Regions from separate parts of the Homo sapiens genome. Here region 1 is linked to region 2. Evidence: read pairs that join two places in POLR2A ChIA-PET (ENCODE). Cell type or tissue: IMR-90. All regions are shown on one strand.

Region 1 (4,000 bases), 110 kb after region 2:
ACATATCACAATCTTCTCGCGCTTGAACACTAGACAGCACTTCAGCAAGCACTGTGCTTGGGGATCATTTTAAACAGTGAGACTTATCAACAAAAAGCACAAACAGGGCGGGGCATGGTGGCTCACGCCTGTAATCCCAGCACTTTGGGAGGCTGAGGTGGGTGGATCACCTGAGGTCGGGAGTTTGAGACCAGCCCGGCCAACATGGTGAAACCCCGTCTCTACTGAAAATACAAAAGAAATTAGCCGGGCATGGTGGTGCGTGCCTGTAATCTACGCAGGAGGCTGAGGCAGGAGAATCGCTTGACCCTGGGAGGCGTAGGTTGCAGAGAGCCGAGATCGCACCACTGCACTCCAGCCTGGGTGACAGAGCGAGACTCTGTCTCAAAAAAAAAAAAAAAAAAAAAAGCACGAACATTAGAAAAATATGGCATTGAATAGACTTTAAAAAGGACACCTGTTTATAATATGACAGCTGAAACAAGAGGGCAGAACATCACCTCAATGGACCTCAGTGGGGAACCTGTTCTAGGACGCTGTGTGCACATACTTGTCTGCCAATGACCGCATACCCAGTGTTGATTTTGGGGTTATAAATAAATTTTAGTGAGTATGCAAATTTGTAAACACAAAATCCTCCAGTAATGCGAATGGACTGACCTTGTTTATCTGCTTTTTTTGCCATTCTATGGTCTAAGTTTAAATGTCACTGCCCTATAGACATCTTGTTCTTCTCTTTTTGTAAACCTGATTCGTCACTCTCTTTTCAAATCATTTATTATCTTTTCTGCCTTCTTCTTTAGACTCTCCACACTAGAGTCAGGAAACATACCTGTCTTACTCGCCATTGTATTCCTTATATCATTAAGGCTTACCATAGTGCCTGGCATACATAGATGTTGAGTAAATATTTGTTGAATCAGTGAATACTTCTTTGAAAGTAGCATGTATGGAAGAAAAAGCACTGGAATTGGAGTTGGAAAATCTGGTTTTCCATTCTAGTTCCAACAGTGGCTTTGTGATTGGTGACAAGTTACTTATATTCTTTGAGCTTCAATTTCCTCTCCTGTACAACTGAAAAACTAACACCTATCTTTAGAGATGTTTTTAAGATCTTAAAAGTCAGGCAATAAACATGAAACCCATTAGTATCTGGCACACTGTTGATACCCAATAATCACTGGATTGGAGTGGTTTATGACCTACCACTAGACATTTATAACTGTATGAGCAATATAAAATATACTAACAAACAGTGTGAACAGGGAGTTTATTTGGACATACAGATAGTGCTAACTCTCCATGTATTTGGCATTATATACTCAGAGCTCCCAAATAATTAAGATAATTTTTCACTTTAGAAGTGGATCTTTTGTTATTCTGTCAACCTAGCTATGTTCTTCAGAGTCAAAGGTTCTACACACGATATACTATGTACATGTCACCATGAAAACTGATAATTTGTCTACTCCATTTCAAAAAAAAAAATTCCTGAATGTTTAAAAGCAATTCTTCGTAATGTAGTTAGAGTTTGTACTCTCTGGAAACAAGATTTTTTTTTCTTTCAAACACTCCTAGACAAACAAGGACATTTAGTTAAGAAGCTTATTATGATTCTGTCTGAAATGCTTTCTTACCAAAACCTATTGTATCCCTTAGGATTTCAAGGCAATAAAAACCAATAATTTTAATAAAATTATGTCAATCTTCCCGCATACAACTAAGGCTAACAACATAATCTAAATGTTAAACTATAGTGGAAAAGAAACTACGTAAACAATGCATAAGGTTACTTCACTCAAAATTTATACAGATGGTTTTCTTACAAAATTACGATGATCAGATATGATTAATGATACGATTTAAGATTATTGGTCTTTAATAGAGGCAAAACATGATGACTCACTGACAAAGCAAGCTAATAGCAGGGAGGGAGAGAAGGTAAGTTTGTATATTTGATTACAAAGCAAAACAGATAAGTAAAACCACAGAGTAAATAATGATTATATTATATGAAACTTTCATTGTTTCCTAACTTACATTTATATTAACTTTTCTGGAGATGACGTTTTTTAAACATATAAATCGTCATTAGGAACCTGACAACAGTTCTAAATCAAACCTAGGGTTTAAAACATCATTTGCCGACAGACATCCTCCAAGTGTTTTCCGCAGAGGCACATCACTTCTGATTATTCCCAGGCTATTTTAAATGATCTTGGACAGGGCTACTGAATGACTTGTCAGCGAACAGGAAAACATTATGACACCACTTCTCCAGATTTCTTCCCAGAACACGAAATATTTGGGATCGTTCTAATTGAATCAAGGCTAGCTTGAAAAAACAAGTTAAGCTTCACTTTAAAGCTTTCAGTTTTAACTGGAGGAATGCTTCTAACATATGGCAGCTGGGCTCTGACTCACAGCAACCTTCAAATTCTGGCCAAAATGTCTGTTTCCTGAGATTGTGTCTGATATGCCTGTGTATCCCTGGTGGGGCCCAGCAAGCATTCAGTAAATGCTATTGTTGGAACGAATGAATGAATTAAAGGGCTCCTAATTAGGAGCTACAAATTCTTCCAGCAACAAAATAATCCCATAGGAAAGCTGCAATGTACTTGGAATTGGTATCTACGAAGAGTTCTATTTTCAGCTCCTTTACAAATTATTTTTATCATTTATGCTCAACTTGGTCTTTCTTGTTGTTGTTTTTTTTAAACCAAGATGTGAAAAGCACAGAAGCATTTTCTAGAACATGAAAGACCAGTATACTTTGTAGAAAGTTTCATTTGTATGTAGCTTGTGTGTGATAATTATTTTTAAATCTCAGTTAATCATCATATATTTTCTCGGAGCAGACTTTGGGTGAGGCACTACGTGAAATGTTTGAAAAAGATAGTTAAAAGGAAAAAGTCCTATTCTTGACTATGCACCAAAAATTGTAACTAACACTAGTAGAAGGTAAGCAGTTTCCAGTAAGGCAAGTGGTTATCTAAAGAAATACTAAATTAGAACTGCTATCTCAGAAGTATAAACAATTGCTATAATACTTTTCAATCAGACATCTCTCACATGAAAGCCTTGTGAAATAAATGGAAGACAGAAGCCGAAAAAACAGAAAAGAAAAAAGAAAAGAAAGAAACAAAGATCAGCAGAGATACCACTAAAACTCCAAGAACCAAAAGTTTGTATATGTGCTTTAAAAAGCATCCCTTTGATATTTACTCCGAGGCTTTTTTCTCTTATGTAAGACATAATTCTGACAACCTTGATGTCTGAACTTCCAGTATACCGGAGATATTTTGGAAGCACAACAGAGACTTGTGCTCATAGGCGCAAAGAGAGACAATAAATATTGAAGGAAGAGATTTAAAAAATGATAAAAAGTTAGACCTAAGAACTCAAAAAGTATGGCAGCATGGAGCCATTTAGCATAGGGGCAAAGAGCCAACCACACCTGCCGAGTTTCTGAGTGCATCCTGTATTACAGCATACTGTACACACCATAATAATTAATGGTTATAATGACTTTGAATCACTAAGGACGTATTAACCCATGAACTCTAAGAAGACAGGGACTTACATAATATATTTTGAAAGCTCCCCTTCCCCCTATAAAGTGATTTAGTTTAGGCACTTATAGAAATACGCTGCAGAAAATTAATTTTTTATGATGTACCTCATTTTCTGATACTGCCTTGAATGTGACATGGTATACATACCTAAAATAATAACCCTAACTATTTAAGACCTTACACTCAAGGACTTAGGTGTTCTTGTTTCAGTAAGCTGTGTTCTGAAGCATACTGGAAAAATAAAGCGTGTTCCATAGGAAGCTACCTGCATTATACACAGGCATTTTATTTAACTCTAATATTAGCCAAATATCAATAAAGTAAAAACTCTTCAAACACAACCCTTTCCCCCTATTTAAAGCTAGAATGTTTTTGTAAATATTTACTGGAGTGATGAGTGTTCAGGGCTCAAGTTTATTTATACA
Region 2 (4,000 bases):
ACAAAATGAGACGAGAGTAAAGAGTTTACACACACGCAGTTCTATATAGTTCACTTGTGCCTTGGAGGGATAGTATTATTATCATTATTATTAATAATAAAAAACACAATTTGTCCCAGTAGTACTGGCCACCCTGTTTTAAGAGTTTTAGGAGATCCCTGAGCACATTGTTTCTGACTCTTAACCCCAACTCCAAAATGATAGGGCTTCTATCGTTGATACCAAGATGGATTGTCATTCACAGTAAGTCAATTATAAGGTGCTTATTTACCCTTGTTTTTCACCAGTCAGCACAAAGAACTGTCAGAAAATAACTTTTTATTATTATCTTAAAATAATAGCATTGGAAGGACATATGATTTAAACAATCAATGTTGGAAACAGTGGCTTTAGGATTATTATCTGGCTGCCCCTCAACAATAACAAGTGATTCGATCGACATTCCTTAGCCAAAAACAAAAGGCAAAACAAAAAAAACCAAAAAACAAAAAAACCCCAAAAAACTGTACAAATATGTATTTTTCCCTGAGGGATCAAGGTACACCCGCAAGTGCTCTATGTACATATTGCACTAGAGAGGAATGAAGAACATGTGCAAAAAAGCAACAATGAGAGAAGCTTACATACTACTTAAACCTTTTCATGAAAGATACTACTAGGTTGTTTTGCATTTTGGAATGTCGGAACACAACAACTAGCTATTCCTTAGTCTAAAACTAAAAACACACATTTCTACTATGGCACATTCAATGAAATAAAAAGTTTTCCAAAGACAGATAGACAAATTCCATCAAGAAAATAATACAAAGTTTGTTTGTTTGTATTTTTTTTTTTAGAAAATTACATTACTTTCTTTCTTTGTTTCACATTACAAAATCTTTTTTTCTTTACACAAATCACATTTTATTGCAGGAATATTTCAAGTGCCATCAAATATTTATAGAAGGGTTAAAAAAATAGAAGTCTCTCTAAAGTGGTCCAGACAAGGCTTTGTATAGAATAAATCTTTTTTTCCCCATCTTCTAGTTTTGATTTAAGTATTTTGAATACATTTTCTTTTCCATTGACACTTAGTAGCCTAGAAGCGGTCCGACGCACACACATCATACACATGCAAATCACACACACACACACACACACACACACACACACACACACTCCTTCCTCACCTGACCCTCAGCCCACCCCCATACGCTCACAGATAACTGGGTATCCACACTATAAAGAACAACCAAACTTAGAAGCAGTGTCTTAAGTCATGTTTTTCTTAAGTTAGAAAGGGTGAATTAGGATGCTGAAGACTTTAAAAAAAAATCCATAGCTTTAATACACGTTAAGATGCTGAACACTTTAAAAAAAATCCGTAGCTTTAACACAATTTGCAAACTGTCCAAAAAGCACTTTCATCTGTACTTTTGTTTGCATTGTGACCAAGGCCAGGTTTTTCACAATATAATAACCATTTGGACACCATTGGAACAGAAGGTATTCAGGCTTTGTACAAAAGCCTTATTTGCCTTATGTAAAAAAATTGTACAAAGGCATTGTAGCAGCGGGGCTGACAGTGATGTGGTTCCAATCCTTAAAAGACTATTGGAGACTGAAGTTTAGGAAACTTTAATTATAAAAACTATTAAGGATAATTGTTCTGATATCACCCAAGTATTTTATGTCATCACATAGGTGTTTTTGTAATAATGAAGAAAGGAAAATGCAAAGTTTTTCACATCCTTTTCTGAGCTCCATATTTTTTTTAAACTGAATTTATTGTTTAACATCAGATCCCAACTTAGATCCAAATAGTAGTCAGTTGTTTCCTTGTTTCATGGAGCATGTCTCTGTCTACAATTCCATCCTATTATGTCAATCAGTGGACTTGGCTCTTAAGCTCCACCGCTGCTTTTCTTTCAGAAACACCTGGGAAGAAGCATCATATTACCTATCTTGGTTTACCGTAAAAGCAATGTCACCATGGCATGACTATTACTGTGGTTAGAGCATGATTGTTTGTAGGTACATGCAGAATCCCTTCTGGGAAAAGGAATTTCTTTTTAAGTTCATCATTATGTTCTCTCTCACCCTTAGAGAAATTCAATTAGCTTTTATTATTTCACAAATCGACACTGGAATTAGGTTTAGTTGCTCTTTAATGCGCTAGCACCTGAGGCTGGTCATATTCAGAAAGCTTTGGTTAAAAAGAAGTTAATATACTTTAATAAAACCATCCCCAAATTTAGTGAATCTGAATGACAAAAAAACAAAACAAAACCAAAACCAAAAAACTAAAACACAAAACTCAAACAAAAACAAAACACCATTTCCCCCCAGAGGAGAAACAATAGAAAAAAAATGGATGAATAAATAACTGAACTAAGCTTGGTACTCTTTTCAGAGTATAAATACTACTGATCTTTAAAGGAACTATGCTTACTTAAATTAAAGATTTGATTTAACCCTTCTTGCCCCAATATAAATACTATATGCTGACAGTTAGCATCTCTCTATAAACACATAAAATTTTACATGCCTGTAAGAAATTTAAAGGAATATTACTCTTCTATTTATGGTTAAACTCTTACTATGTTTTTGGAAAAAAAGTTGGATGTTATTTAGGCTTCATACACACATCTGTGTGAATAATACCTTCCCCTTTTCCAAGTCCCTCAAGAAACAAGTCAGAAAAGTCAGTGGAGTTAGAAACAGAGTGAAGTGCTCTGGGAAGCCCATGCTGGTAACCTAGCATGACGTGAAGAGCTGCAATTCCTGTAGAAGATTCCGCAGGGACCCCAATGGCAGAGGAGACTATTTCTCAGACATAAAGGGCTGCATGGAAACTCCTACCTTAACACCCATCGGAGATGTTCCCTTTTCTGTACAAAATGGTCTTTGACCAGTAGTTTGAATCCCACCCCTAGTGCGACTAAAATCATCGTCTAAATGCCTACATTCCCAAAAGGTCACTTGTTTTTAAAATATGCACATCTGTTTATCAGACTATTCCTTTCCCCTTCCCCCACTAGGGATCATTAAAAAAAAAAAAACCATGAAATTAAACAAAAACAACTCAGTATTTCTCACCTGAACACACAAGCCAAATAATCTTCTAAATATTTAATAAAATAAATTACAGTCCACAGTTTCCTAGTGAAGATAAATACAAGAGTAAATGTTTGCAGCTAGCATCAACTTCACTTTAAAGGCTTAAAGTATTTAATATTTAAATAAGAGAAACTGGTTCAACATTGTATGCTTCCCTCACCCTCCTATCCATCGTTTTTCAAATATGGAGAGCAACATTCTTGAATTATAGCATCTATTGACAACAAATCTAGAATTAGTTCACTCTGAGATAAACTCATAGGGTTCCTAGATTATACCAAGAACATAAACATTCACAAAGTAAATACTTCATGTCCTCACATGGGGAGTGTGCATTTGCTCAGGATATAATCTTTGGGTCCTTCTTATAATAAAAGCTAGATTCCAATAAATATTCTGGTTGTTGATTTGTTCTCAAAGCATAAGAATTCCAAGTTGAGACCGAGTCCATATTTAACTACTGAATTGTGTAAAATGAGCTTCTCCTCCCCCTCGCCTCCATGAGGTGGCATTTTAAAAAGCTTTAAAAAAAAAAAATGAGCATGATGGTATATGTCCACCACGCCAATCAATCATTCAACTTTGTATGAAGCATAAACACATCTATCATTAAACTTACCAAAAAGCAAAGTATAATTTAGGGAGAGTTCCGTTTCTAATTCCAAATTCACATGTTAAAAAAAAAATCCAACGTGGTGATTTCTAGATATGACCAGCCAGTCTCTTAAAAATAATTTTGTAAACAGCAGCATAAATACCTCCCAACGTACCTTCCAAGCCTTCTCAGTTAAACTTGTGTTTCTGGTGCACATGCGACACGACAGTGAACACGCTAGCATTTAATTTAAAGAAAAAGGTGCAAAATGAAAGTGCCTTATCAATTCAACAGGAAAAGCTACAC

What was found. ChIA-PET counts read pairs that join two places held together with the same protein. Peaks named below come from ENCODE experiments on the same cell type or tissue, not always from the same donor. Only the 100,000 strongest peaks of a DNase experiment are listed, where the experiment ranks them.
Region 1: POLR2A ChIA-PET joins it to region 2 with 5 read pairs; 3 of 35 experiments call an interaction of 5 or more read pairs at or near these places.

Annotation. Positions count from the first base shown.
Region 1 is chr15:60,603,747-60,607,746 of GRCh38, forward strand. All of the region lies in intron 2 of RORA (RAR related orphan receptor A), which reads right to left. All of the region lies in intron 5 of RORA-AS1 (RORA antisense RNA 1), which reads left to right. Among named protein-coding and RNA genes, the nearest start is that of RORA-AS2, 76 kb to the right of the region's middle. In IMR-90, no CTCF peak of the experiment used is centred here; a DNase peak (open chromatin) is centred at 2,385; H3K4me3 peaks cover 311 bases.
Region 2 is chr15:60,492,831-60,496,830 of GRCh38, forward strand. RORA (RAR related orphan receptor A) reads right to left here. Exons shown (of 11, transcript NM_134261.3): 11 at 1-4,000. All of the region lies in intron 2 of RORA-AS1 (RORA antisense RNA 1), which reads left to right. Among named protein-coding and RNA genes, the nearest start is that of RORA-AS1, 16 kb to the left of the region's middle. In IMR-90, no CTCF peak of the experiment used is centred here; no DNase peak of the experiment used is centred here.